2 separate regions of the Mus musculus genome follow, and region 2 is linked to region 1. The links are chromatin loops, found by intact Hi-C in ENCODE. Cell type or tissue: heart. All regions are shown on one strand. Links, peaks and the distances in the headings refer to the core of each region. The heading gives the core; the rest is flanking DNA.

The links. Hi-C counts contacts between places; a loop is a spot of excess contacts. Peaks named below come from ENCODE experiments on the same cell type or tissue, not always from the same donor. Only the 100,000 strongest peaks of a DNase experiment are listed, where the experiment ranks them.
Region 2: it touches region 1 in a loop (2.2-fold over the local background); 2 of 42 quality-filtered maps call a loop at or near these places.

The regions. Positions count from the first base shown.
Region 1 is chr9:102,434,845-102,450,246 of GRCm38, forward strand. No RefSeq gene overlaps it. Among named protein-coding and RNA genes, the nearest start is that of Ky, 64 kb to the right of the region's middle. In heart, for the core only: no CTCF peak of the experiment used is centred there; a DNase peak (open chromatin) is centred at 7,877.
Region 2 is chr9:102,490,987-102,506,388 of GRCm38, forward strand. Ky (kyphoscoliosis peptidase) reads left to right here and starts at 15,152. Exons shown (of 11, transcript NM_024291.3): 1 at 15,152-15,292. The coding sequence starts at 15,157. In heart, for the core only: no CTCF peak of the experiment used is centred there; DNase peaks (open chromatin) are centred at 6,345, 7,025, 7,945 and 8,515; H3K27ac peaks cover 424 bases; H3K27me3 peaks cover 650 bases.

The DNA of each region.
Region 1 (15,402 bases), core at 4,557-12,556:
GAGATCCTTGACTAATCGGACAAATTAATCTCTGATAAAAGATTAATGCAAAGATGCCAAATGGATTTCATTCGGGCTTGCAACAGTGATTTATTGGTTGGGGCTGCCTAAAGTGCTCGTTTAGGAAAGGCAGCTTCCAGAGCTTAGATCAGCAAGCAAGAGCGCCAAGATTGATTTGCAATGTCTGAACTCTAGGACTTTAGGGACGGTGGCATCGAATGTGCTCTTGGGTTCCAATCTCTCCATCACTGGGTGCGTATTTGCATTTTGGCATGGCCACATGTCAATCAACAAACTTTGAGCTCCTAAAGATACATAAGGAACCCTTTTGAGAAGAGCCCTTTTCTGGTGCCAGGAAGATGGGACCTCAGTAGCAGCATAGCAGAGAACACTTGGAGCTCCAGGTCAAAATGAGAGGAGGACGGAGCAGACATCAGTCCCAGGTCACATCAAGATGCATCATTCCTCAAAAGAAGGGAAAGAACAGAAGACAGAAATGTCTCCTCATGTGGTTATTCTGTTCTGCTACAGAGGAGGGCTGTGTGCTCCTGAGCTCCACCTGAAGGGTCAGTCTGCACCTAACAGTTTGTGCGAGCTTTATCCTTGCACAGGGAAGGGTGAGAGGAACTAGCAGTAGAGTAAACCTGAACGGGAAGAGAAGTCAGCACACTGAGGACACTTGAGGCCAAGAAGGACAGGCAGAAGTCACTTAAATCTGAGGTGTGCAGCTCTCTGGTCCCCAGGCCCTTGGGCCTTCCTGCTTGCCTTAGTTTGGTCAGCATGAGCTCCCAAGCAAACCTCTGCACATCTCCACCATGGCAGTCACATTGTGGACACGATCTGTACAGAAACAGAGGCCCACAGTAGGTCCTGGTATCCTGTAAGACGGTGAATTTGTTGTTTTGTTGCTGTGGTGGCGGTGTGAATAATGGAACTTGGACTAAAATGTTGAACTATAACCCCAAAAGAACACATCTAAGTACTGACTTCTACAAATGTGGCTTTATTTGGAAGTAGGGTCTCTGTAGATACAAGGTAAGTTTCTCAGGGCAAGGTCATCTTAGACTAAGGTGACCCCTAAATCTAAGTGGTTTTATAAGAGAAAGGAAAGAGTTAAATAGAGCAGCTGTGTCCACTGATTTAGTGTTTCCAGCCAAGGAGGAATGGCATGGGTTGTTAGAGAAACCAGAAGTAGGGAAAGTGAGGGGGCAGAGTTCCCCTCAGCATTTCTAGAAGGATCCAATTCTGCCATACTGATATCTGGGTCTTCACCTGCAGGCCTGTGTGAGAATAAATTTCTGTTGTTTCAAACCAAGTCTGTGGCACTTTGGTATAGCAGGCCCAGGAAACAAGACAGACTTAGAAATGGCTTCCCAGAGGTCTAGGGAGATGGCTACCCACTGAGGTCAGGCACCTGCTGCATAACCTGAGAGGCTGTAGGATGCATCTGTGAGCCCGACACTCCTACCGCGACGTGAGATAGCAAGCAGGGGCAGGAGAACCTGAGCCCCTTGGAGGCCAGCTCGCCTGGCACATGAAGTAGTGAACAAGAGACTTGTTTCAAACAAGGCAGGAAGAACCAACACCTGAAACTGTCCTCTGTCAGCTGATGCTGAGGTACATGTGTGCCTGTATTTATACACACATGCAAAGACATGTATACACACACACACACACACACACACACACACACACACATATACACACAAGTGCTCCCTCTTCTGGCCTCCTTGGGTACTGCCTGCTGGTGGTGCTTCAGGCATACCTGAAGGTAAAAACATACACACAAAATAAATAAATATTCTTCGACTCAAGTATCCCAGAGTTCAGCTCTAATCTCAGAACGCCATTGTTGCTTCCCGAACTACAGCGGAGCTCACAGCCCACCTGGGAACATCCCTTCTCTCTAGCCTCGTGGCTGAAGGACCTCTAAGCTCAAATTTACCCAATCTGTAAGGGGAGAGACTAAGACCTGTGAACATAAAATGCCTTGTCCTAAGTATTAAAACCAAAAACCAGTTGAGTATCTAAGACTATAGTTTATTTTTGACTTAAAGTTCTAGAAATATCCTCAGAGATCAAATAGTCTCCCTGAGTTCCTACTAAACCAACATTAGCTTACCTAAGGCCTCCATGACCACATCCAGTTTTTTTTTTTTTTTTTTTAAGATATGGTAGAAACAAATGCACTTTAAAAAGCTAGGAGACTTCTAGAAGGTTCTCTGAAATTCCTCCCACTCAGTCCTATTCACACTGATCTCATTTGCCGTGATTCCCTCCCCTTTCCTGGCCTGCCACACTAAAAACCCCACAGGCAATGGCAGCCATCCACCTGTGGCTAGAAAGAACTGCTGAGTGATCAGATATAGGTGGCAGCCGCCACGATCTAACCAGGTATCCACAAGCTGAAGAGAGGGAACATCAACCTTAAAGGTAAGCTGGGGCCAGGTGTGGTGGCGCACACCTTTAATCCCAGCACTCGGGAGGCAGAGGGGGGTGGATTTCTGAGTTCGAGGCCAGCCTGGTCTACAGAGTGAGTTCCAGGACAGCCAGGGCTACACAGAGAAACCCTGTCTCAAAAACAAACAAACAAACAAACAAACAAACAGGTAAAGTTGGGTCTTTTCAAGTCGCTGCAGTTCAGATCTCAAAGTAGACATGAACCCTGAGCTTCCTGCTGGTTATTTTGGTTTGACTTTGCTCTCCTAGGGCAGCCCATGTGCTTGCTGAAGCATCCTGGATACAGAGTTCTAAATGAAAAGGCAGACGCTGCAGGCGGGTTTTAGGAACTTGGACTCTGGATCTGATACCTAAGATGTTAAAGGCGAGATGAGCTTGTTCTATTGTGCTTCAGGGAGTCTGGCAAGCTTGGAGTTGTCTCTTCCACCTCAAGCTCTTAACCTCTGCCAGGCCCCGCCTCTCCAGCAAGGCCTGACCCTTCCATTCTGGGATCTGCACACTATTTGTAGAAGTTTCCAGAGCATGAGCAAGTCCATGCTTGCCCAGAGTCCAAATAAAGCCCCTGGGTGCCATGTGGGCTTGTTGGTTTACAGAGGACAGACACTGCTCTGTGTCTGAAGTGGACTCCTGCAAACAGCAGGCACAAGCTGGCCCTGGCTCCAGGAGAGAGAGTGTGTGTGTGCTGTCGCAGTGTCTTCTCACAGCCAACTTGGGGTTGGAACCATTCCTAGCCATACTTGGTCGCAGATTTAACTTCGATGCACATTAAAAAATGGGCTTCCATCATTTTCTTCCTCTTTCTTTCTTTCTTTCTTTCTTTCTTTCTTTCTTTCTTTCTTCCTTCCTTCCTTCCTTTCTTTCTTTCTTTCTTTCTTTCTTTCTTCCTTTCTTCCTTTCTTCCTTTCTTCCTTTCTTCCTCTCTTCCTTCCTTCCTTTCTTTCTTTCTCTCTCTCTCTCTCTCTTTCTTTCTTTCTTTCTTTCTTTCGTGTAGGGATTTTGTATGCCTTCCCTCTTCTTGCCTTTGTCTTCTGTCAAGTATAGAGCTCTACTGGATATGGGTATCCATATCTACTGGGGACTGGGAAAAGACATGAATAAGGTCCACATCTCCTGGAGCTTCGAGAAGGGAGAAGGATAGCAGACATTTCTAAATTCAAGAGATATAAGACATGGTCCGGTGGTGGTGGTGGTGGCGCACGCCTTTAATCCCAGAACTTGGGATGCAGAGGCAGGTAGATCTCTGAGTTCAAGGGCAGCCTGGTCTATAGGTTGAGTTCCAGCACAGCTAGGGCTACACAGAGAAACCCTGCCTCAAAAAAACAAAACAACAAAAAAGATACTACACACACACACACCATATTAATTAATCAAAATCTTCTAAGATATAAAAATCAGCCAGAGGTGGGAGAATATGCTGAGTTTGGAGAGGTGACAATGACCGCCTTCTAGGCCAGGGTGCAGAGGCTGAAGCACAGTTGTTGAGTGAGCACCACCAGAAGTCATGGGGGCGAAGAGAAATCAGCCCAGACAAGATAGAAAGTACTGTTTGAACAGGAGAGTAACTTTGACAACATTTACCTCTGTGTCCAGGAAGGAACTGAGGATTGAAGCAGGCCAGTGCTCCTGTTCCATCCACTAGGAATGAAAGGGTAAATTAGAGATGAACTGAGCTGAATAGAATGGCTCAGCAGTTAAGAGTCCCTGCTGCTCTTCTAGAGGACCCAGATTCGATTCCCGGAATGGAACCCCAGGTTGGCTCACAACTAACTACAACCCCAATTCCAAGGGCTCTGACACCCTCCTCTGGCCTCCACAGCAGGCAAGTGGTGCACAGATAGACGATCAAGCAAAACACCCATACACATAAAAATAAAACTTAGCGGTAAGGACAAGAATCATATTTTTCAAACAGAGATCTGTTGTCATGGTTTGACTCTGAAATGTCTCTCAGAGACTCCAGTCTGGGGTGTTTAGTCACCAGCCTGTGACACTATCTTGAAGATGAAGATTTAAGAGTCCTTTGACTTGGTTGACTTGGTTGGCCAAAGCAGCTCACCAGGGATAAGACTTTCAAGGTCATACCTGCGCCTGGTCCCGATTCTCCATTCCTGTCCACGCCATGTGACAAATCTCCACCACAGGCACTGTGCCTTCCCAGCTGTGTGGGATGGAAAGCTCTCTAAAACCATGAGCTTTACTAAGCATGCCCTCCTTTAAGTTGTTGTCAAGAATTTGGGTCACAGAAGCACAAGAGTATCGCATGTGTCATTGTAAGCAATGGCATCTCATGAGTAAACTAGCTGTCCAGGAAAGGAAGAACATCACCTGCGGAAGCTGGTCACTGCGCTTCTCCCCCACCCCCCTTGGGAGTTCTTGTCAATTCAGGACACAGGCTTGGTCCAGGCAGAGGGCACTGACTGGGGAAAGAGAGCAAGAAAACTCTTCAAGACCTCATGGGATTGGCTTCAGAAAAGAGAAACCAAGGAAGCCAGGATGATAATACTGGCTTGTCCCTAGGGGCAACTCTGGAAGCTGACCATTAGAACTGAAGGAAGACATCTCTCTCTTTGTCAGACAGAGGCTTGTGACAAACCCATGCTGGTGTTGCTCTGTACAGTTGACATATTTGGGACCATAACCAGGAGGAAAACAGAGATCTAAATCCAAATAAACAAGGATGTTCACCAGTTCATGTTGCTAACTTACAGGTGTCATTTTTAGACTCCTCTTCCCTACTTAATTGAGAGTGGTCACAAGGTAAGTTTGTATGAGGCTTGAAAAATGCATTTAGGCACCAGTTGCTGCATCAATCTATAGTGACCTCTGGCCTAACCAATGGTTACCAGCACAACAGGTTTCCATAGATGTCCTCTCCATACATGCAGAAGATCTAATTCCAGTAAATTTCCTTAGTCTTGATCAGGAGTTTTGTGGTTGCTTTGGCAGCAGCACATAGACTAAAATTGATCAAGAGTTCTGATGCCCTGGTCTGATCTTGTCTGACACAACAAATGTCAATAAGCTCCACATGGAAAGGGTCAGGCAAATGCACTGATTTCTTTGATTGTCAATTTGATAGGATCTAGAATGACCAAAGAGATGAACCTCAAGCTATACCTGTGAGGGTTTATCTAGATTTGTTTAGTCTCTGGGAATGCCTGTTGTTGGAGTCATCTTGATTAGGTAAACTGAAGTGGAAAAACCCTCTCTGATCATCTGAGACAGTCTTCTCTGGACATGGGTGCTGTGATGGGTTGTATACGCTCAGCCCAGGGGGTGGCACTATTAGAAGGTGTGGTTCTGTTGGGGTAGGTGTGTCACTGTGGATGTGGGCTTTAAGACCCTCATCCTAGCTTCCTGGAAGCCAGTCTTCTACTAGCAGCCTTCAGATGAAGATGTAAAACTCTCAGCTCCTCCTGTACCATGTCTGCCTGGATGCCACCATGTTCCTGCCTTGATGATAATGGACGGAATCTCTGAACCTGTAAGCCAGCCCAATTAAATGTTGTCTTTATAAGACTTACCTTGGTCATGGTGTATGCTCACAGCAGTAAAACCCTAACTAAGACGGGTGCTGAGATGCATAAAAAGTAGAGCTGAGCTCTAGCATCATTCTCTGCTTCCCGTTTGTGGCTACAATGTAACCAACCAGCTGCCTCCTGCTCCTGCCACAGGTACCTCCCCTCCCTGCTATCAGTGGAAGCTATGGACCAAAATGAAACCTTCCTCTATTAGGTTCCTTCTGTCAGGATACTTTTTAAATACTTAAGAAAAATTTTAATTACACTTGTTTATTGTGTGCATGTACATATGTGTTCATGCACGGGCTTCCCATAGCATTCCCAGAGGTCAGAGGCAAAGCCACGGGAGTTAGCTCTCTCCTACCCTGGGAGTCCCAGGAGTTGAACTCAGGTCAGAAGCTCCCTCTGAACCATCCTCTTGGCCTCAGAGTACTTTATCACAGGGACAGGAAAAGACAATAATTCATTTAGGCTTAATAAATGAACAAAGAAAATAGAATATTATAAAGTAGCTTAACAAAAGATAGAATGAATTCCCACAGGAATTTTGCACTAAATTTAAAATACAATATTAGTTGAATATACTTTTTTTGTGAGGCAAGTTTACTTGGGAGAAAAAGCATTTGGGAACAAGACACTTTGAGTAATATGGATTCAGTTAGTATTTACTACTGAGAAATTGATTATGAATATTCATTTGTCAAAACCATTCTTAACTGTGAGCCATACAAAAAGCAGGCAATGGGCTTATTTGAGCTGCCGTGGATGCCTGAGGGATTAAGATGATCACAGCTGAGGAAAGAGAACCATCTGAGACTCCTAAGCAAAAAAACCTCAGGAAGGTTCTGTCTAATGAACAAGGACAAACTAAAAGTGAATGGAGCCTCACTAGAACTCCAACTCGTCAGAGATTCCGCCTCAGGTGGATTAAGTGGCATCTTTTTTACTATCTAATGTCTCCCCAGGCTAGCTTTTCCTTGCACAGGAAAAGAAGCAAGAGACCCCCAAGCTCCCAAGCTCTTGAAGCCTGCTGAATGTCTTGTCTGTGACTGATCCTGAAAGCCCAGGCGAAGGCTTTCAACAACCTGACAGGAAGTCACTAGTTTCCAGCTCATAGGAAGTTCTTATATTTAGTTCATCTTCATTTGAGCAGTCAATCAGTCCACCTTAAAGACCAACAGGGACCTATGGGCAGAGGTGGGTTTGGGCAAGAGAATTCCCATTCTCAGGGGAGGGTCTATGTGATGGTCATTTGTTCAGCAGCCTAGACCCACTTACATGTGCCAGACACTATACTAGGCCCAAGAACACCTCAATAAACAAGACAGGCAAGGAGCTGGGGACAGAGTGACAGCCCTCTAAAATAGCTCAGATATGTCTGCGGGTTTAGACATAGCAAACACACATAAAAGAAAACATCCTTTTGAAGGAAGAACTGTGATGACATCAAAGCAAGACAGCATGACAGAAGCTAGAGATCTGCACTGTCACAGAGACGTCTGGAGCTGGTAACATTTAAACCAAGACCTTGGTAAGAAGGAGGAAGCCGTGCAGAAGCTGGAGATGGTATTTCAGGCAGAGGGAAGAGCTGGGCAAATATCCCAATCAGGGAACAAATTTAGCAGAAGGCTAGTGTGTCTGGAGCAGTGGGTGCTGGGAGGTTGTTAGACAACTGGTGGGCAGGGTGGGCAGAAGCCGGATCATGCAGTTTCTCCATTACACTATTCACTCGCTCCTGTCTTTAGTGTCAGACTCTCTCCCCCCAGTTTGGGGAGAAGGCTCGGCAAGAGAAGAATCATTCCTATCCTTTGGCAATGGACCAGTCCTCCTCCCTCTGAGTCCAGGGCTCTGGCTGGGGAGGTGGCTCAGTTGGCCAAGTGCCTGCCACACAAGCTTGAGAATCTGAATTTGGATCCCTAGCACCACGTGAGGGTGCGGTGCGGTGGCACACATCTGAGCTCTCGTGCTCCGAGGAAGGCCTGCAGATCCTTAGAGCTCAGAGGCCAGCTGGTCTCAAGCATGGTGAACTCTGGATTTTGTGAACAACCCAATCTGTCGAAGTAAGGTGGAGAGGGATCAAGACAAAATCTCCATGTGGGCTTCTGATCTACACACACACACACACACACACACACACACTAAAATAACTCAAAGTTCCATATCATAGTAGGAAACTTGCACCCTTTCCTCCTGTTGTCTGGCAGTCTCCCATCACCCAGAGCCCCAGGCTCACTAGCCTTCTGCCTTCTGCTAAGCTTGTTCACTACTTGGGGTAATTGGTCAGCTCTTCCCTCTGCCTGAAATGTTCTGCATCCAGACTTTGATTGGAGATTTTAACTAGAAAGAAACCCCCTCTGCTTCCTGCTACCTTTAACCTTGATTTCCTGACTTCTGTCTTAGGTCGTATTCTGTTGCTGGGAAGAGACACTGTGAGCACAGCAACTCTTATAAAAGGAAACATTTAACTGGGGCTTTCAGAGATTTAGTTCATTATTATCATGGCGGGAAGCATGGCCACATGCAGGCAGGTGTGGTGCCGGAGAAAGAGCTGAGAGTTCTACATCTAGATCCACAGGCAACAGGAAGTGGCAGTGACACACTGGCCAAGCTTGAGCTTCCAAGAACTCAAAATCCACTCCTAGTGACACACCTCCTCCAATGAGGCTACACTTACTCCAACAAGGCCACGCCTCCTAATAATGTCATTCTCTATGGGCCTATGGGGGCCACTTTTTTTAAACCATCACACCATCCATACTGTGGACATTCATGAATCCTACTCATTCTTCTTCCAGCCTTTGCCAAACTTCCAAATTACCAGAGACTTTACTAAAAGACTCAGTCCAAAATTATTGGGACCATTCTAAATTCCTCTTATTCTCTTGCACTATTCTTGGGAACCTTGAGGGGATTCTCTGGGGTCTACCTTGTATACATATTCAGTGTCCAAGCACTTTTCACCAACTCCACTGCTGTCGCTATCCTCAGAGCCATTGTCATCTCATGCCTGTGTTACTACCAATTCTGTTTATCCCCTGGTCACCAATAATCTGTTGGCTACATGAAGAGATAGCTCAGCTGATCACAACAGCCTCCATCCGTCCTCTGCTCATTAGTCCTTTGAGGTCACCACTTGGTGGAAATTCCAAGTTCGAACAAGAATTTACAAGACCTTGAGGCGCATGCTTCCAGAGACTTCTCTTCCAATTCCATCTCCAGAGTTGTAACCTCTCTAATACCAGTGCACTGCACTGGAGCCAGTGCACTGCACTGGAGCCTTCACATGACTGACTTCCTTCCTTGCAAACTGCTGTCCTTCCATATAGCTCACAGCTCTTTCTCCATCCTTTAGCGCAGTGGTTCTCAACCTGTGGCTCATGCATGACTCTGCTGGCGGTCAAAAGACCCTTTCACAGAGGCTGCCTAAGACTATTGAAAGGCGCAGACATTTACATCAGGATTCGTGATGGTCGCAATACTATAGGTATGAAGTAGCAACAAACATAATTAGGGGACTACCACAACATGAGAAACTGTATTAAAGGGCCATAGCATTAGGAAGGTTGAGAACCACTTCTTTATAGAGGGTCTCTGCTCATAGACCACCTCCCATTGAAGCTTTCCCTGTTTACATATTGGGTGATGTAAACTGCCTTACCTCCTGACACTCTGCATCTTCCTTAACCCGTCCTACTTTTCATCTTTCATAAAATTATCAGTTTCTAACATGTTTTATAACTCACCACATGCTAGGACATTGTTTACCATATGACCACCCAACAAGAAGGATGGCACCTTCATGAAAGTTGGCATTTTGTGTACTTGATTCTCTTTACGTCAAATACCTAAAGAAATATTCAGCACATAGTCGAATTAATATCTTCGTGTAGACAGTTTTAGATCTTTGGCATTTTTTTTTCAAAGTATATGCCACGGATGTTTCCTGGCTGGTAAACTACTATCTTGGCAAGCACAAAACTCTAGGTTCAATGCCAGGGCCACTTTAGGAAGGGTAAGGATGGTACTGTGCATCTTCAGTCACAGTAATACGACAGGATTGTCTTCTCTGTCGGGTCAGGTTTGTCTCACCACTCCAGAGAAATGAAGCAGACGGGCACCTGAAGGGTGAGTGCAGCAGGGAGTCTATTTGCATGGAAGGGATTGCTGTAAGCTCTTGGTAGCCTTGGATGAAAACCAAGAGGGTACAAGGGCAAAGGTGACGATTCTAAGTTCTCCTGGCCATGAGATTCCCACCAAGTTCTCCTGGTCCATTCATGAAGAGCAGCAGTAACTCACCTTCTAAAGAGTCCACCCTCAAAGGGATGAAAACAGAGTCTTCCAAGGGTCTCTCCAAAGTCTTCCATGGAAAAGCAGGCCAATCAACGGATAATTTGTCGTCTTCCTCCAAAGAGCACATCTCCCACTCATGACTAGGCTCTCCTAGTAGATTTTCTATCTGCTGGTGTCAAGTCTACTTCTAAACATCAGGAGCATCCAAGAAAGAGTGATGCTCAGGCTGACAGCCAAAGGAGCCAGAGAAAAGGCTGTGTCCAGTGTTTTGTATAGACTGAGGCAAACTCTGATTGTCTGTGTACGCAAATGAAGTGAAGATTAAGGACCAAGCAGTAGATAAATGGAAAGTCTGCTCAAATGTGGGCAGATTCTCAATTAGACCCACTGCTCTAGCTATCTTACCTTCTTTTGCTATTTCAACAGAAGCTGGAAAAATGAACAAGAAGAGTGGGTAACCCCCCACATTTTTAGCATTTTGTTCCTAGCTGCAGGTACCAACTGTCATCCCATGCCAGGCTTTCTCCAGTTCCTATCAACACCACCACTGCTGCCCCACTTCAGGAAAAAGTCCTAAATACCATCAGGACAGGGGGGACAACCACTCTGATTTATTCATGCTGAAAGAGGTGTCATAAAGAGGCAGAAGTCAGTTTCTTCAGAGGCTCATTAAGGGGTCCCTGACAGAAAAGTCAGGGGATGGGTGGACGGCTTCTATACATCATTCCATCCGTGTGACATTCTAGAGTCTGAGTAATTCTAGGTGAGAAGAAAGAAGTTTGTTAATAATTTCAGTCAACAATGCTCAAATAGCAGGCCCCAGTAGAGCATTTGTAAAGACCCTGTGAAGGAAAGCAACCAGGATTCCCAAGGCCACATTTTTAGACCAAGAGCCCTATGTGTCTGCTAGTTGTGGGTGGATTTGAAAAAACATTCTTGGTTGGTATCTCTAACTATTCTTGATTAGCAGGTATACAAACAACATTCCTTCTCTAGAAAGAGGCGTAGTCTCTGCCACATCTTTTAGCAATTAGAAGATCAACTCCCCTTCAATTCTGGAAGGTCATGGCTGCCAAATAATCTATCTGGCCCTGGAGTGCAACAATATGTTGTGCAATCTTGTCCAGGCTATCAGAAAGACCCTTCAGCCACATTCTAATACTGGGAAAGAGAGGTAATAAATCCTCCCACACTCCAGTGGGGACTCCCAATGCCAAGCAAGAGAAATGACTCATACAGCCTCCTTTGCCCTGATGTCTGCTGATGAAGGAGTCGTCAGAGGTTGACTACTGGGAGCTGTGTGAAGTTTACAGGATAGGTAAATGAGTACTTTGGTAGAAAGCAGTTCCACATAAAAAGAAAATGATCTTAACCATGAACAGGGCAAATATATTATTGTCATTTTCCCTGGTCAATTTTGCCCTGTCAGTGATATTCAGTAGGTGGGGACAGGAAGACCGGGAGTTCAAAGCTATATTACAGAGACAAAAATAACCAAGGAAGATCATCATGGATAAGATGCAACAAAGGAGATATAGAAAGTAGATAGACAAGGGGAAGGTATACTGGCAGACCAGCCAAAAGTGAACAATGCAGCTCTAAAGAGAGAGGACCCAGGAAGGAAGCCAGATTCCACTGCAGAACCTGGAGCCATAACAGGAGAAGACTGTAAATGAGGGGACAGGGCACAGTGAGGTAGAAGGAGTGACAGAGAGATAGAGATGTAAAGATGTCCATGTCCTTCCTGGCCCACACCTGTTGTACAATTTTCCTTAGAAGATTTAAACAAATAAATGGTCACCCCAGATAAGACACCAGTGGCAGACCAAAGAAATGATTCTACCTAAAACCAGCTTAACACCCCCCTCCCCACCCCACCCCATGATTATACTGTGGTAAGTGACAGGGACATGAGCCAGGGCTCAGTTACAGGAACACAGATGAATTCAAAGACAGGTGCTTCACCAGAAGGCCCACCAAGCATAGAGGAGACCACTCACAGTATCAGCATTCCTGGACAACTTACAGGAAGCTAGACTGCCCCTCCCCTGTCCCCGCTGTTGTTACCTCTTCTCTAACCTTGAAGAAGAGCCTTGTGAGTCATAAAACACACCCTCGTGAGTTTTACTTCCCAAGTCTTAAACCTCCCTCCAGGAAGGATGTTTTCAGTTCTGAGCCCCTCCCGTGCCACACCAGCAAGCAACTGACCCAGAACTGGCAGCTTAATCCGACTTTAGCATGACTGTATTGAAGAGATGTTCGAGGGAGACATCTGGGTGGTGTGGCATGGTGACAAGAGAATACATCTCGCCCCGTGGCTTCAATTCAGGAGAAAATAACTAAGAACCTAAAAATCAAATGTTAGCAGGGTAAGTAAGGATGGTGGGAATTGCCGAAGTGCTGAAAGTGTTCTCCTCCGGGAAGTGTGAATTGCGACTGAGGAGAGATGGGACGGGAGCCTGCTGTTTTCATTATAAGCTGTAGAGAACCATTTGTCTTTTTAAACTATGTCCATGTGTCCCTTTTATAAAAAAATAAAAATTGAATCTCTGGCTGCTGTGTGGATAATAGGTTGGAGACGGGCAAGAATGGTACCAGGGCAGCCCATTGAGTGGTCCAGGGGACAGAGGAACAGTAGTAGAGAGGAACGGATGTGTTTGCAAAGTTTTGGAGACAGATTCAACATGACTTCCTGAAGGGTTGTACACAGGCAGGGGGACAAAAAGGAGAAAAAAAATTTTTTTGAGGCAGATTGCTGGAGCAGCCTGGTAAATGTAGAAGAAGGTAGGACGAGGAAAACTACCCACCAGTGCCTGGAATCTAGGGAGATTCTTGTTCTTGATGTCACATGAGTGCAGGGAGGGCACCTGCAAGTGAGGGCTATTATAAGTTAGGCCATCCTTTTACCCACAGCACTGGGCGTTGGCTCTCTATCTATGGTGTCCTTGACAGCTCCTGGCCTCCTTTTGCCAGCCTTAATCTGGCAGATTCGTGTGTCCTTTCCTGGGATAGATATTAGTAGGGTAAAAAGAGACATCATGGGTAGGACTAGAAGGGGAGGTGTTTTCTATTAGAAAAGTCACAGTTGAATCATCTATTGGTGGGTCACAGGAAGCCACCAGTCTTGGAGATTGGCAGCTCATGGATACAGTTAAAATGGAGGTCAGAGACACGCTCACAGCTCTCAAGCATAGATCTCTGATGCCTAGAGCCACAGCTGGAGATGGGCTTGCTGTGAGAGAATGGTTATAGAGAGGACGGGAGGTGCTGGATCAGACACATTCTGACATTGGATGGTTAGGAGAAACCTGCAAGGAAGGCAGACTGTAGGGAGACAGACGGGGAGGAAGAGAGAAGGGAGGCTAGAACAGTAAGGGCAAGCGGGGGGGGGGGGGGTCTTCAGAAGCTGTGATGAAAGCATTCACAGGCAGGATACTGCCCTGAGTCATTCCCACCACTCAGCCCAGAAAGTGTGCAGTCGATAGAAGTATGTTTGAGTTTCCATCCTGCCCACACTTGTCTGCTCATGGCTTCCATGTCTCGCTGTCCTCTCTACCTGCCTCACTGTCAATCCTGTCCCATTCCACCCTCCATGATAGACCACTTCCTGTTTCTGGAGGAAGTTGTCCTTTTCCCAGAGACCTCACAGTCTAGCCCATCGACCCCTTGCTGTCTTCCTAGGTTGAATTTTAGTGATCCTTTCAGCAGCTTTTTATCAAGAACCTGATAAGCCAGGAGCAGATTCTGGGCATGATGGGTACAAATGTGATTAAGACAGATGTCGGCTTTTAGAAAGGCTCCACATGCCTTTGGGATCCTTCCTGTTTTGAGCCCATTAGATAGGTCAGGTCACATGCCCACATCTGATTTCCTGTCCTATCCTAGTGGTTAGAGCCCCAGGCAAGTCTGCTCAACCTGAGTGTGGAGGAAGTGAAAATCTTAACACTCCCTCATGGGCCACTAGAACCCTACCTTAGGAAATGGCATACCAGGGATGGCTGAACAAAAGCCAGCTAGAACATGGTACTATGATGCCTAAGATGACGCATAAAAAAGGAAACGTTTGTCCAATGTTGGAATACAGAGGATGTCCAGCAACCAAAATAAAGACGTGAGGAATGTGTCTGTGGGAGATGCTGAGGCAGCAGAGGGTCAAGATCACCCACCTGAGACCAGGTACAGATGAGGACAACCAGAGATGTGCTACTGTTGCCCCTGAGACTTGGTCAACCCAGGCAGACTCAATGTACCTCCTTTCCCCTGCACTTACAGTCTGATCCCACTCAGGATCCACCCTGGAGCTGTCCCAGCACCCCATTTTTCCACAGCCTGTGGCCTTGTTAGAGATTTGGAGTCGAGAGCTCCAGCTAGCGGCAGCTGCAGAAGGCCCAGCCAAAGGTCACATCCTTGGCCTCCTGAATCCATCTCCACGGAAACTGGCCTTGGATGTGGGAGATGCCATACACTCAAAGGCAGCCTTGGCTTTCACTCAAATCTTCCTCCCTTCACTGAGATGCCTGAGAAGCAAAAGGAATGTACCTCCCTCTTACTCAGTCTTACTCTCTGAGGGCGGGGCTACATAGTGCTTACCCCTCCCAGTCCTGGAAAACTTTCTGGACTCAGCTGCAGACACCCATATCCAGCTATCCCAAAGGTTGAGAGTTCATCCCAAAGACCCATTGATCTCAGAGTGGAGGTGGCAAGAGCCCTAACATTACCTCTACCTCAAGCTAACTTTGTATTTGACGGCCTTAACATGTTAACTTCTAATCTGACTTCCATAAGCTCATCTCAGGGCACGGGGACACAAGTACACAGCTTTATGGCTTTAAAACAAATCCTGCTAGGGCTGCTGAAGATGAGGACTCTGGGAAGTATGTCATCCTTGCTATGACATGTCAGACTGGTGGGGCATCTACCCATGTGCTCACAATTCCAGCACACAGCCTGTGCAGGACAGTGCACCCATGCAGACAATGCCCTGTGTCTGGACAACTGTGCACACCAACACTGCCTACATCAGCTCTGTAGCCCCACCCACCAGCCCTCAGGTACTCCCATCTCAAGCCTGCGCTTCTCTCAAGCATTTCAATAGCTAGTTCATTGTAGGATTCTATTAATGCTTTGTAAA
Region 2 (15,402 bases), core at 3,921-11,920, 56 kb after region 1:
CCTGGCCCACTATAAAAGGGGCTGTTTGCGCCCTCCTCGCTCTCTTATTCTCTTGCTCTTGCTCCCTTGCTCCCTATCTGCCTTCCCTTCCCCTCTCTCTCCACGTGGCCATGGCCGGCCTCTACTGCTCTACTCTCTCCCTTTCTCTGCCTTTCTACAATAAACGCCTTAAAACTATGAACTGCCTCTTCTCATCCAGATGCACCATGCTAGAGCAATGGAGCAGGTCTTCCTCTAAAGAGCTTTGTCTAATCTCTCGGAAGGTCTCCCTGCCTCCCAGACATGAACGCCACCAAACCAAGCGCAGACCCACACTCCATTCTCAGCACTCAGCAACATCTGCAGTGCCGTCCTCGGCCTCCATGCAGAGACCTCAGACTGTGCTTCCCCACCCCTGGAGCTGGGTCCTGAGTCTTCTCACAGCCTGACACCTTTGCAGTCAAACTTCCCGTGTCCACCTCCACAAGCAGCCCTAGCCCTGTGGCAGGCCAGATGCAGGACACCATTTTAACCCACAGCTCATAAGTTTTTGTGTGGAAACTACCACATATTAAAGAGCTGGATGTTAGTGCTGTGCCTCCTGTAATGCCTCTACTCAGGACCTCAGGCTCACTGAAATGCAGTTTCTCCTCTCTCTCTCTCTCTCTCTCTCTCTCTCTCTCCCCTCCCTCCATTTCTCTCAAAAAGTATTAGCATAGGAATTTGCCTCAGGCCCTAACAGGAAGGATGCCTACAATGTCTAACTGCCAGCAGCTCACAGAACACCTTTAGCTGGGATTTAATGGGAAGGTGACTGCCTGGGCTAGAAGCTGGATTTGGACTCTTAGCCTGGGATGTAACAGAGCCACTTAGAGAGGCAGAGATGGAGAAGAGAATAGAGAACGTAGGTTTTAGGGTCAGACAGACCTGAATTCTGCTGTTTATTTTCTCTGAGACCTTGGCCATGTTACCTGTCATCTCTGGCCCTCACTGCTTCACCTCTGAGGTTGGCTCAATAATGATCCATGGTCTACTTAAGAGAATGAAACAAAGCAAGGCTCAGCAGAGTCCAGCAAACATGTGCTGTCGCTGACCTACCCCACTGCACATAGTACTGGGACTGAGTCAAGACCTCTAAGGTGATGCTGCCCACCTGCCTGTGCAAGGGCAGAGAGAGCATCCCGCATCCCATCCCATTCTGGTGGTTGCAGACGAATGAAACAAATGATGGAGAAGCTGCCCACTCATTGAAGAACTCAATTCAGATCCCTCCTTGCTCTGGCTCCAGCCCAACCCTCACCTACTCAGGGACTTCACAGGTTGGGATGAGAAGGCTTGAAGGAAGGAAGGAAGGAGGGAGGGAGGGAGGGAGGACCAATCCTGGTGAGGGAGTGGGGTGTATCTACCGGTAGTTCTATCCCTCCCTTCCCACAGAGCCTTCTAGGAGCACGCTGTCCATGCAGGCTCCTGGCCTCAGCCCGACTAGAGTCAGATTCTAGAGCACAGCTTAGATGCTAGAACTGATTCTGCTGCCCATCAACACCTGACAACCACTGGCTGATTGCTGGTGCCTGCGGGTAGAGGCTGCCACGTGACATAGTCGCTTGGCGTGCTGAGGCAGAAGGGATGAGTTCGAGAGCATCCTTTCCACCAGGGGGCGTGCTGAGAGCAGGGCTACCCCAGCCCACCCCCACCACAGAATGCAGCCCACTCTTCACCTGTCTCAGAGGATTCTTGGCCTCTCTGCCCAAGTGACCTCTGCCTCTCATCTTAAGGATCTCTCTCCTATCTCCATCACTCTCTGTCTGCATGTCTCATTCTCTGATTCTGTCCCTTTATCTTTCTCTCCCTACTCCTATTTCAGGACCCCTGTCAGCTCTTTCTCCTTCTCACTCACTACCGCATCCCTCTCCCCTCCCTCTCCCTCTATCTTCTCTCCCTCTCTTCTTCCTCTCCCTCTCCCTCTCCCCTCTCTCTCCCTCTCTCCTTCATCCTCCCTCTCTCCTCTCTCCCTTCTCCTTTCCTCTTCTTCCTCCCCACTTCTCTCCCTCTCTGCTCTTCCTGAGCCTATCCATGGATCTGTCTTCCTGCTCTGTGTGTGTCTTTCTCCCTGTGTCTCTGAGTTTCCCTGTCCCTTCCCTGTCTCCTCCCTCCCTGGAGGCTTCCAGGCTGGTGACTGGGAACAGATGGCCATTAGGCTTTGGCCAGAGGCCCCTGTCATCACTGAGGCTCCTCCCTCGGTGGCAGCTTGTCAGAGACCACCTGGGGAGTGCAAACGGTCCTGCCACAAACAAGTCACTGTCACCAGTGATTCAGGGCCTGGCCCTGTCTAATCTCGGCCTGCCTTGGGTAACCCTGTGAGTGGCCAGCTCCCTGCCTTGCTTGCGCAATGGCTGCTGTAGGGGCCAGAAGCCAGGAGTGGGCTAAAGAAGGACAGTGGGAAGTTTTGTACCCAGTAGGCCTTGCCAGGCCCAGAGGAAGCACCTGGAGGCAACAATCATCTGTGACCCATGGCCACAGTAGTTGCGATGCCCTGGGCCTGTGTCCTATCACCAGCCTCCCATATCGGAACATAAGAGATGAAACCAGGCTGCTCAAATACCCCCAAGCCCCTGCCTGATTTCTCCTGGACCTGCATGGCGGAGCTAGAGTGGCCTTGTTTAGGTGCCCTGAGGGCAAGCCCTAAAGAACACTGCAGTATCCAGTGAGAAGCTGGTACCCTCACCCCGCCATGGCTCTAGCTGTGCCCCCACCACCTGAAGGGTCCTGAAGTTCAGGTAGCCTAGCTGCACCCATGTAGGTACACATATACACATATCACACACACATACATCACACACACACACACACACACACACACACATACATCACACACACACGCACATGTGAATTGCCATAAAGCAATACCTATCATACACCAGAACACTTGTTCTCTAAAACATAAACAGACAGGCAGGATCATCTCTAGAAAGGGCCCTGTTACAAATCCCTGACACACACTCCTGCACTCTAGTACACCTGAGATACCAAAGGGAGATGCTGCTGTGTGGCCTGCTTGCACCCCTGTTCTTCCCATATCCACACAGTAGATGCTCTGAGGGGAAGGTGAGCATCTGTGGCCGCACGCCTGCCATCCCCCTGCAGTCCTGCCCCAGGTTCAAGGACAGTCTGATGTCACCCATGCCCTATTCAATACAAGGCATATGCTCCTCTTCCTATCTCTCATCTATGTGGGCAGTGAGTAAGATGCTCCTGGTTTACCCAAGAAGGCTGAGGCTGCAACTAGCCTGGAAATGCAGATACTTCCACCTTGTCCTTCCTAGATGGTCTTGTAGGAATCCAAAGAAATCTTGTAGGATACAAAGCAAAAGCCCCTATCAGGAGCCCCCCTGATACAGAGGTGCAAAGGGGATAATTGAGAACCACTGGGCTGGCCCCACCTCGCAAGTGTGAGCTGCAGGAGGCCAAGTGGACCGATGTGCAGCCTCCAGGAGGAAGGCTTGGGTCCTGCAGCTGCCATGCACCCACACCCTACGAGCTGCCTGCCCTGCAGCAGCCAGAGGCAGTTGGGCCTGGGAGCTCTTCCCCAGGCCTGTCCTCCCCTGTCCCCACCCTAGTCACCCCCCTCCTAGTTGGAGGAAGGACAGGATGGCAGGATACAGTGGGTGCAACCCCGGCTCATGTTTCCCTCCTCTCTTCCTGGCAGGGATTACACGGTGAGCAAGGAGGACAGCTGAGCTGGCAGGTGGGTGGCCGGCCATGCTGAGGGGCGAGCTGGGGCGGAAGGACGCGACAGCTGAGGTAACTCGGGCCTTTCATTCCCCTTTCCTACATCTCCCCTCCTGGCTCCCCTGGGGAGCTTGTACATCAGGAATGAGTCTATCAGACCAAGAACCCACCCATGTGTAGGCACCTCTCTTGCTTTACCCTAATTCCGCTCAGAATGGGCAAAAGTAAAACACGTAGGTTTAAAGAATTGAACTCAGAGAATTGAAGATTTGTGGTTTGGGGATGGGTAGTAGCAGGCCTGGAGTGGGTGAGGTGTATCCAATTTAAAACCCACTCATTAGCATTGACACTCCTCCCTCTCCCAGCTTCCACCACAGCCCCAGTAGAACCGTCTCTACGGCTGTGAGAAGGCACCTGTCCGTACAAATGCAACTGCACCTTATCCCAGCCTTTACCCTGATATGGTCCCGAAGCCTGTAGTTTCTTGGGCTACCTACCTGACCATTTGGAAATACTTAGCTTCAGGACAGAGGATGTCAATCGTTGACCCTTAGATACTTATTTGAATGACTGGAGATAGTTTGGGGATCAAGCAATAAAAATTAGGTATGAACCTAGAAAATTCAGGAATCATGTGTCAGCAGAAAGCTATGACCTAGGCTCAGGTCTTGGTGGAGGCCTGAGTGACAGTCTCGTGCAAGGGAGGTAGGAGGAGGCCCTGCCCTTCTCCTTCCCACCCCACCCACAGGAGGACATCCACAGTCAGAAAAGCAAGGGTAGATATTGAAGCTGTTGTGTGGATGCCCCCAGATCTGACCCAACATCAGCTGGTATGTTCCAGGCAGCGACAGTCTAGCTGATCTCTGGGTCTGCTGCAACCACGAAGGGGTGTTCCAATGCCATGGCCAACATGGAACAATCAGGTACTGGACTCCAACAGCTATGCGTGCTCTCTAACCTCCTTCCCATATGGTGCTGCTTGAGCCGGTAGACTCCTTGGTTCCTCTCTATATCTACCCTGAGCAGTGCAGTCCAGAAGTTCCTGCCAGGTAGCATGTTTTCCATCTGCCCTAGATGTTTGTCTCAAACCCTCATTCTGGTGTCCTATATTAGCAAGCCTGTGCAACCCAGTACTGTTCTTCACACATCTGTGCACATTCCACAACGACTTCTCTGAGCCCTGCTCCATGAGCGAAATGTGTTAGCTACTTGAAACGTCTGTTGGAAAACATTCAAGACCAAGTAAAAGCACCTGGCACAGGGCGCCGCATAGAGCAAGCCCCAAAACATGTTTCTCCTTTTCTAGTCATAACGGCTATAACAAAATACCATTAACTGGGAAGCCTATATATTAGGGGGGAAAAATTCTCATAGTTCTAGAAACTGAGACGTCAAAGATCAGGATCTCAGAAAATTTACCATCTGGAAGGCCTACTTCCTGTGTTAGAGATGGCACTTTCTCCTTCTGTCCTTACACGCTCATCTGGGATAGTTTGCTAAGGATACTAATACCATTCATAACTGAATCATCTTCCAAAGACCCACCTGCCATCACTATCACACTGATGATTAGGATTTCAATATATGATTAGGAGTTGAAAGAACACAAATGCTCAGGCCATAACTGACACTCTTCTCAAACCTTCTTGCCTGCCTGCCTTCCATCCTTCCTTCCTGCCTGCCTGCCTTCCTTTCTTCCCCATCTCAATCCTTCCAGAGAGTCCTGAGCATCCTAATTAATCCCCCCTCATCCGCCTCTATTTCACTCCATCCAGATCCTCAGTGAGCCTCTGAGGCCCCAATAAGCTCTGTTGCCTTTCTAAGTGGAGCTGCACACAATTTTCTAGGTCAACTACAGAGAGGGACTCATTCATCTTTGTGTTCCCAGGCATCCAACGCAGACCTAGAACATAATGTCTGGTTCCAGATGGAATGAAGGGGTTGTGATTGGATGGGGATGGAGGACAGATGGACAGATGATGAATGTGTGGGTGAATGGATTGGGTTAGATAGAATGGATACAAGGATAGAACTGGCAGATGGGTTGAGGACCTGTGTCTACATAGAGATGTAGGGATGGGTACATTAACAGCTAAGTGAAATGGATAGATGCGAATATGTGGTACCCAAGTATTGAAGAGGAGGGATAGGAGGATGGAGAAACAGATGGCTGCAGTCACATGCCAAGTTGGCTTTGGGCCAAGACAAGAAGGCTTCAAGGAACTCTCTCTAATACTTTCACCTCAATCCTTGTCACATCCTGTTTGCCATTGCTGTCACAGCACAAACTTGGGGTGGTGGTGACTGACGGTGGTGGGTGGTGGGTGTGGATGCTGCCTCCATTTGCAGTTTTGCCCAAGACCTCACTTATTGGTCCCTGCCCCAGGCTCCATGTACCACAAAGCTCAGAGCACAGGCATGGGTGGAGAGCACACTTGCCCTTCCCCAGACACCTTCCCAGCCCTCAAAAGTTGCCCTGGAGACGGATAACTGAACGTACCAGTGGAGATGCTGCTGTCCTCAGGCTCAGCACCTAAGTCTGGACACCAGCCAACCAGACTTCTCCCCAGGGTGAGCTTGGATTCCAGCCACATGGAGGTTCAGCTAGGCTGACACTCCTATGAGAGGCCTCAGTAAATCCAGAGGTCCTTGAGAGCAGGCATGGTATCACCCTCCCTGCCCAATCCAGTCATGCAGTCTTTGACACAGAGTTGGCAGAGCAAATGTTTGCGGGCTAAAGAAAATGAGCAAGGCATCCTAGACACAGCCAGCTGTTGCTACGAGAAAGCAGTGGTACGTGCTCATCTGAGCTGAGAAGGTGCACACCAGCTCTGCCGCTTCCCAGGTGGGTGACCTTAACTGGTCCCTGGACCTCTTTGACCTAGCCTCTCTTCATCTGTAAACTCATAATAACGGGTGACACCACTCAGCCCTCGCCTGTGCTTGCTTGGACCACGCAGAAAACCTCTGATGTTGGTCTTTTGAAGGACCCTAGTCTGAACCAACAACAGTTCCTGCCCCCCACTCTTCTCCACCAGGGCAGGGCAGGCCTGTATAGAGGAGCTGGTGAGTTGCAGGCACTGAGCATACACCATTTCCAGGTTTCTGCAGCCAGGGCTATCTATAATCACCCTGACCCCAATCTTTCCATGTGAATTATGTAAAGAGAGTTCTCCAAAAAAAACAAGACCCATGAAAAGTCCCAGCCTGTGCTTTCCAGCCCTCATGTCATCTTTCCCAACTTGATAAGGACCATGGCTTATTAGTCATTCCTACCCAGCTCACCCTGTCCTGCGCCTGCACACGTGAGACTAAAAATACCCATGGCTCCTATTAGACACTCTGCCCTAGGGACACGCCAAGCCTGAGTCTGCAGTGACACCAAAAGCTGGCTCCTTCACAGCCCTCGGATCCAGGCCACTGGGCTCTTTTCCCCAGCAGCACCCTCCTGATGGGCCCCTGAGGGTCCATGGGATTGATCAAAAGGCTGCTGTGGGTTTGGTTGTAGCTCTGTGTCACTCTCCAAAGCCTCCTCCTCCGTCTGACTCATTTGCCTTGTAGACAGCTTCACCCCGCCCAGAAAATGGTTCTTTCTCAAAGAACTCTCATCTCTCTGAGTGCTTCCCTGGGCCCTACAGATATTCAATCCAAACCTCAGCCCCTGGAAAAGACACCCGTGCTTCTCACTGAAAACAGATGCGATAACAAGGGTGTTGGGTTCAACGGGAAAGTCAGACAGGCCTCCCCGAAAGCCTTGGGGTAGACTCAAACTTGTGTGCATTGTGTGTGGGGTGTGTGTGTGTGTGTGTGTGTGTGTGTGTGTGTGTTGTTTCATGTTGGTGAACGTGTTTACACGTGCATGTAGGTACACATGCATGTGTGTATGTATGACTGTAGAGGTCAGAGGTCAATGCCAGTTGACTTCCTCAGCTCTCATGTTTGTACAGCAAAAATCTTTACTGACTGGGTCATTTCCCTAGCCTCCTGAACCAATCTCTTCATCCTTCATTGTTTTCTATCAATAAAATGGACACAAAGCCATAGGTCCAACCTCTAGCTGTTGTGAGACAATCAGGATAAATCCATGGGAAGAAGAACACAGGCTCTGAGCTCTAACCCAGAACTGGCACTGAAGCGGGAACAAGGGGTGGGCAAGGTCTCTTACTCACAAGGAACATGCCAGGGACATGCCAGGGACATGTCAATGGGCCGGTGATGTATGCTTGGCAGGGCCGAAGAGGTGATCTCTCCTCAGGCTCTTATGTGCTACTGGATATCTCTCTTGGCATTGACCAAGCTATTTTGGAAATGGTGGTGAGAGACGAATTGATTTTCATCATCTCTATACCCAGGAAAAGGCCAAGACCGTCACAGAGCGGGACTCCTATAATCAAAGTACCTGAGGGCTGGACCAGAGTGCTTCCAACATTTACCTGTGAATGTATACGGCAAAACATGACTATACCAATCTCTGGAGAGAAAAAACAAAAACAAAAAACAAACCAAAAAAAAAAAAAAAACCCAGAAAGCTAATAAAGGGGTCACAAAAAGCTAGGCTGAAATGGAAAGCAGTGAATAGCAGGCTGGGGAGGCAAATGCCAGAAAGGCTGAGAATGGAGATTGTTAAAAAAAAAAACAAAAAAAAAACTCATGCTTTGGCTCTTGGCAGCAGCCAGGGTGGGGGTGTGTGAACAGGACTAAGCAACTCTCTGAATGAAGCTCTCCCCAAATCTGTGCTCCAGAATGTTCTGCCAGCAGCCAAGGAAGGTGTCTTTAGAGACGCTTGTCCTCACATAACCTTCCTCTCCTCTGGGCACTGAAGGTCTGCGAGAACGATGCAAAGGAAGGAGCAACTGCTCTGCGGGGCTCAGTGCTTTCTCCAGGCTAAAGCCAGAAGTGCCAGCTTGCTGCAAGCTCTCATTCTGCCCAATTTGGCTCAAACATTTATTGAGTGCCTCCTGTGTACATGGGGAAGGCAGAGGGCTGAGGAGCAAGGGAGGCAATGACCTGGTCCTCAAAGAGGACCAGGTCTGGAGAGGACGTTATCAGAGTTCACAATAGGATAAGGAAGATCATGTGTAGAAGGAAGAGTGTTTGTCCTTCTGGTTAGTGTTTAAATGTCTGTGCCATTACAGGAGAAAATAGAAAAGAAGACTGTGAGCCTTAAAAAGCCAACAGCACACACATGTAAAGTTGGGCAGGGGTTGGGGGAGGGGGCTGGCTCAGTTGGTAAACTACTAACCTTGCCACAGAGGTCCTAAGTTCAATCCTCAGGACCTTTGTAAAAAAGCTGAGCAAGGTGCTGACCTTTGTAATCCCTGAACTGAAGAGATAGGGATGGGGGGGGGGGGAGGTAAGAAAGAAAAGAAAAAAATTATCCTCTGACCTCCACATGCTTGCCCACAAGCAAGGGCACACACATGTACCTGCACATAAATACACATAATGTACAGAGAGAGAGAGAGAGAGAGAGAGAGAGAGAGAGAGAGAGTTCTCAGAGGTAATAAAAGTTCAACTAAAAATATGTTCCATGCATTAATTATTCTAATGCTAAGAGCTTATGTAATGACAGCATTCAGTCGGGGGTGACAGGTGACCAGGGGTGGACATACAAGGCTAGTGAGTTTGTAAGTGGACACAAACTTTTTTGGAAAGTCATTTGACATTGTATATATCTCAAGCCTTAAAATAGTCATAACCTTTTGAGTGAGTGATCCCACTTCCAGGAATCTATTCTAAGGAAATAACCAGCTAATGTGGCCAAAGATGTAGGCACACAAACATTTACTGTGGCATCACCCTGGGGAGAGGATACTATGAAACAAGCTAAACTCCTACCACTGGGCAAAGGGGAAGCAGGTGTAATCACTGATTTGCCCTTTAAATTAGTTTTGAGGAGGTTCACTGTGTGTTCCGAAAGAGGCAAAACCATGACACCAACCTGTACACGGTGCCACCCTACTGGCATAAGGGGCGCACACTCAACTATATGCAGCAACAATAGGAGAGGAAATGCTAGTGAACAGGACACTGAAAAGTGCTCACACCTAAATGACAGGGTTCGGGTGATACAGTTTCTCTCTTGCCTGGTCTTCTGAATTTTCAGTACTGGTCATGAGTTTGGCAGAACTCATGGACTTTCGTGTGCTGGAAGATCATCATGACCTCGCTCATCCAAAGAGGTCACATTGCTCTGAAGACTCGGTCTGGTCACCTTCCCTGTATCCCCTCGCTTCCTGTAGCCCTTCCCTAATGCATCCATGGAGGAAAATACGCTGTACCAGCAGGCTCCCTGCTAAAAGCTTTCTCTGTACAGACTGGTGCCTGATGCCTGTTTCTGTGGGGGAAGAGAGAACTTTGCCTCTTGGAAACCCTAGGGAAGAAAAAGGGTTCAAACTGGAAGCCCCAGAGAGCTCCTCTTTCTAAGGACAAACAGCAGTGTGAGGTAGGACACAGGAGAACACTCCTCTCCTGTGGGAATCTATAGCCAGGAGCAAGTTCCTCCCCAAACCCCCACTCCCACCCCTACTTCACCTCCAAAACAGCAGCCCCAGCTCATGGCCTAGAATTCAACAGACAGCTGACAAGTCCACCTTCAAGCAAAGGAGTGGAAGCGGTGAGCCTAACAGCTGGACGTGCCTTCGTGCCAAATTGGGAAGAGGAGGCTGATAACAAAGCAACAGTCATGCATTGTCTGTCTAGAGCGCTGTGGTTTGAGGAACACATTATTAAGTGATTTCATTGGTGTGTGACCATCTCACAGTGTATTTAACAAGCTGGAGCAAGCATAACAAGGCTTCAAAACATTTCCCTCATGTGACCTCTTTTCATCCCCCCAAAAAGTTGTATTCAATCACAGGTATATAAGTATGTAAAATAATACAAATGAAGCATTTACAGTCATTGCTATATCTATAGCTTTGGCTATTAATTGAGGATGAAGGTTAATTTGCATACTGATAACATGATTGCTATCTATTTCCACATAAAGAATTAAAGTGTGCCTGAGTATTGGATAGTCTATCTTCAATGGTTTTCTCCGAGTTGACCAGTGTTTGGATTTTATAATCATCAATCCTGAGATCATGGCTTCACTTAAACAGGAAGGACCAAATAACAGAAGAATATATAGGGTTATTGTGAAATTGTTGGAAAATTGACCCTAATCCCAAACCTAAATTCATCGAATCATTTTTTAAACAAAACCCAGGTCAGCAACTTGAGAAGCAATTTTTAAAATCAAATATCCTGACAAAATATACTGGAAGGGTAAAGTAATTTGCTACTTATATCCTGAGGGATAATAGTAGGAAAATAGCTTTAAAGTTTTTATTTTGCATTAATAAACTGTTATGTTTCTATATGTGCTGAAAATTCTGTATGTGCGGTGAAATGCCACAATTCATAATGTACAATTGTCTAACGCTATGACTATTGTCTTGAACCTGAGCCCATATCTAGGGCAGCAGTGGTGATGCCTCGTGAGTGATGTCATGCACAGTGCTAAGTGTGCGTGTTGTGTATTCGGAACCAAGGCTGCAGTGAAGTCCCACAATGCACTGAGCGTGAGCACCACCAGAAGTACTCAGACTAATTACGCATTGATTTTGAGTTAATCTTTGGTCATTGTTCATTTAGAAACTCTTGTTATTGCCAAGTTTTTTCTACAACTCACACATTTGTGGGCTCCCAGCCCAGTTAAGAAGCTTTGATGTAGCCTGCTACCTATTTCCTCTCTACGATATCAGTAAGTAGATATGCAAATACATGATAGATACCGAGGGGGACAAAGGTACGTGGGTACGGATATAGAGTAGTCTGTTGCCTCTGGGTCATGATAAACAAATAAACAGGAGGTTGGGTCAAACCCAAGAGGAAATGACACAATCAAAAAACACCATAATGGAGCAAAAATTTCTTGCTTTTTATAAAAGTATTTACATTAGCATATAAACTATAAGATAGCATTACGGCATTTTCAAAGTCAGATTTGTTTTATAGTGAGCATGTTTTTTATAAATACGAGTATAGTCTAACAAGAAAAGTATAGTGTAAATACAGGAATGCAGTGTGCATAGTCACTATTATCAAGTGTGTACTTTGCACAAATATACTGCTATGGTTGCTGGCAGGTAATAGGCTTGCCTTCAGCGCATCAGCAAAAACATGTGTGTGCTGTGTAGTGTCATGGTTGTTATAATGGAGACCATATCCCTAGGACAGAAGGAGTTTTCAGCCCCATCATAACCTTGTGAAACCTCCCTCGTACATGTGGTCCATCATTCTACGGAAACATTGCCTACACAATGCATGGTGAATTCTTACTGATTTGTGTCATTTAAATTCTGAAATTTCCAGTTCACTGTAAGTTAAATAATTAAGGATTTAGCCCAAAATGCAAGTAGTCTCTGTTTTGCCAGACCTAAGGCAAGGGTAGAGTACAGATTAATTAGTGAGGTCAGAATAAAATCTTTGAATCCCATTATTCAACATGGTATCAGGATGCAGGGGCTACCTCTTAGAAGAAAGTCTAAAAGCAGAAAGGTCAGGGGCGTTTGAAACTAAGAGATGGTTATGGCTGCAGCACAGGTGCACATGAGGCTAGTCCAGGGTGAACCTAGGCAGGGAACAGTTCTGCAGGCCACAGGAGCTGGGTCTTGGCACTAAGGACCATAAGGAGGATGAGCCCAAGTGCCTGGCAGCATCAGGACTCAGAGTCAAGGTGACCCGAGTTCAGCTTTCTCCAAAGCAAGACTCTCAGTGCAGTTCTGGAAACATGTGTTGACATCTAGATACAGTCGAGGTCATCGGGATTGGGAAGGAGGTAATATCGAATCTGATAGGGTGCTGCTAAGTATCCTACAACACATAGGATGGCTTCCTACAGCAAAGACATCTCCGGCTCCGATCTTCAGTCATAAGGATGGGAGGCAAGCACTTCTGCAGACACTTGGATTTCACACATGGACAGCAGGACCACACACACATATACACGCTATCTGCCTCTCTCTGACTGATATACTTCAGCTAACCATGCTTCCCAGAGATGGCTCTAGGAGGGGGCATTAAGCTGAGTCCTTAAGAATGATATTCTGTGGCATGACAGCAACGGTGGAAGGGACAGAAACATCTCTGTATGTTATATCACGGATGCTATCTGCCCTTATATCTGCCCTTAGCCTGCATCTGTCACCGTTCTTGTCTCTGGTACAAAATACCTGGCAGAGGCAGTCTAGAGAAAGAATGATTGATATCACCTCAGTTTCATGACCTGTTCCTGGGCACAGAGAGGGACCTCACCGAGAACTTGAGGTGGCTGAGGACATTAGGGTGGATCAGTCAGGGAGGGGAGGGGGGAACTGAAGAGAAGATTGGGGATTCTGAGCCTTTAGGCAGAGTGGCTACTCCACCTGCTCAAAGCCTGTCTCTAGTTGACCCCTCAAGCAGAGCACAGTACACAGAGGTAGGCATGGCTTCTGCCCATGGTGTGGAGAGTGTGGCAACTTTCTTACATCTCAGTGGCCAGCCAGGATGCGCAGCTAGTTCCAACCAGTGATCCAACTAGGCCCTGCTTCCTGAAGGTTCCACAGCTTCCTCAAACAGCATCAACTGTGTGTGTGGGGGTGGGGGGCAAGTCTCTTAACAATGGCCAGGTGGGGACATATCACATGCAAACCGTACCACTGTCTCTTGAAGGACTTAGGCCAGTGGTTCTCAGCCTTCCTAGTACGGTGACCCTTTAGTACAATTTCTTGTGTTGTGGTGACCCCCCAGCCATAAAATTACTTTTGTTGCTACTTCGTAAATGTAATTTTGCTACTGTTATGGACTGTAGTGTAAATATCTGATATGCAGGATATCTGATCTGATGTGTGGTTCCTGTGAAAGGGACCTTTGACTCCCCAACCCTAGGGGTCTAGACCTACAAGTTGAGAACCACTGACTTAGAACACACTGGGTGAAGGAGGTGAGTGCAGGTCCTCATGGTTGCCTAAACCACCTCCAGGACCCAGCAGGTTTGTATAATCCAGTCCTTTCTTTCTCAGCCTCTGTGTGTGTGTGTGTGTGTGTGTGTGTGTGTGTGTGTGTGTGTGTGTGTGTGTGTGTGTGTTGACACACATATAGTCAGGGAATAGGGCTCACTTTAGCAGAATGAAACCTATCTAGTCCACCATCTGTCTCCCCTGTCCATCAAGAGACTCAGCTGTCTAGCTACACCAGTTCAACATTGTTAGAAGCCGACAGACATCCAGTTAGAGAAGACACAGTGGCGACCCAATGCTGAGACAATGGAGAGAAATGGTCCAAGGTCACATGGCCAGCAAGTGGTGGCACTGCTGCTGGAACATAGCTTGTATCAGAGTGGCTGTTTCAAGGACAAGGTGGAGAGCTCTCAGGAGCCATGGACCAAGGTGGAGTCACAGAGCAAGCAAGGCCTCCTGCAGAGGTGGCATCTATTACCTGTGTCAACACAAATTAGGGAATTGTCTCCCACCTGGTTGAACCACAGTGCCAAAGGCTCCCAAGCAAAAGCCATGTAAACACTCCTTGGACCTACAGCCAAATGCCCTGTCGCTGTTGGCTGGGCAGAGCAGGCCTGGCTAAAAATAGAAGGGGCTCTCAGGTCCAGCTCCCTGACAGCAGCTGGCAGCTCCCAGTTCCTTTCTTTCTCTCTCTCTCTCTCTCTCTCTCTCTCTCTCTCTCTCTCTCTCTCTTTCTCTCTCTCTCTCTCTCTCTTCCCCTCAGGCAAGAGCTAGTCTTCCCGAAGGAATGGGGAATTTTAAGACCTCCATCTCAGGAAAAATAAGATTGTTAGCTTGATGCCCAGTACATATGACCCAGGGTCTGACACAGTCATCAATGACAGTTGGGGACTTCACCATAAAGCCTCAATCTACGAAAACTATCGACTTTCACAATCTACCCAAGGGAACAAAGAAGTCAAGGCTAAAGATGTGGCCAACATCTGCTCACTCTGCAATTCAACCTTCTTGCCTTTCTTTTCCAAAACTATACCAGTTCTGATTTGAGGTTTCAGGGTTGGCCAGTGACTTCTCTTAGGGGATAGATGGTGGCTATGAGGCAGCACTCAGCCCAGCCACAGAGAAAACTTTGCTGGAGCCCAATACCTGCACTTCCGTTGTACAGGGAGGAAGGGTCATAAACCCTGCAAAGTGCATCCTGGGTGCAGTTCAGGGCCGCGCCCGGGGATTTCCTTTCAAAGGTGACTTAGAGGCACTTCAGGAGGATAGCGCCCTCCCGGGCGGGTTCTAATGGTGAATTTGGCAGAGTCAGCGAAACTGCGCCCGGCGGACCTGGCGGCGGGGCAGCGCCCTCTCCCGCGCCCTCGCCCTCTCCCGCGCCAGGCAGCAGCGCGCACGGGGCCATTTGCAGCCTAGGCAGCCTCGCGAGCAGCCGCTGCGCGCGGGCCGGGAGGGAGGCGGCACCATGGAGCTGAAGAAGGACAGCAACGCTGTGGCCATCGACATGCTGCTCATCGTGCACTCCGAGAAGCGGCGCGCGGCGCAAGCCACGCACTTGGACCCGCAGGCGAACCCGGGCGCGCTGCTGCAAAACCGAGGAGGTAACACCCGCCTGGCCCGGGTCCTCAGAATCCCTGGGCACCTCGGCCACTAAGCCCCCGGGTCCTCTCGCCGGGGGGCGCCTAAGCAGCACCCCCCTCCCCAACGAGGC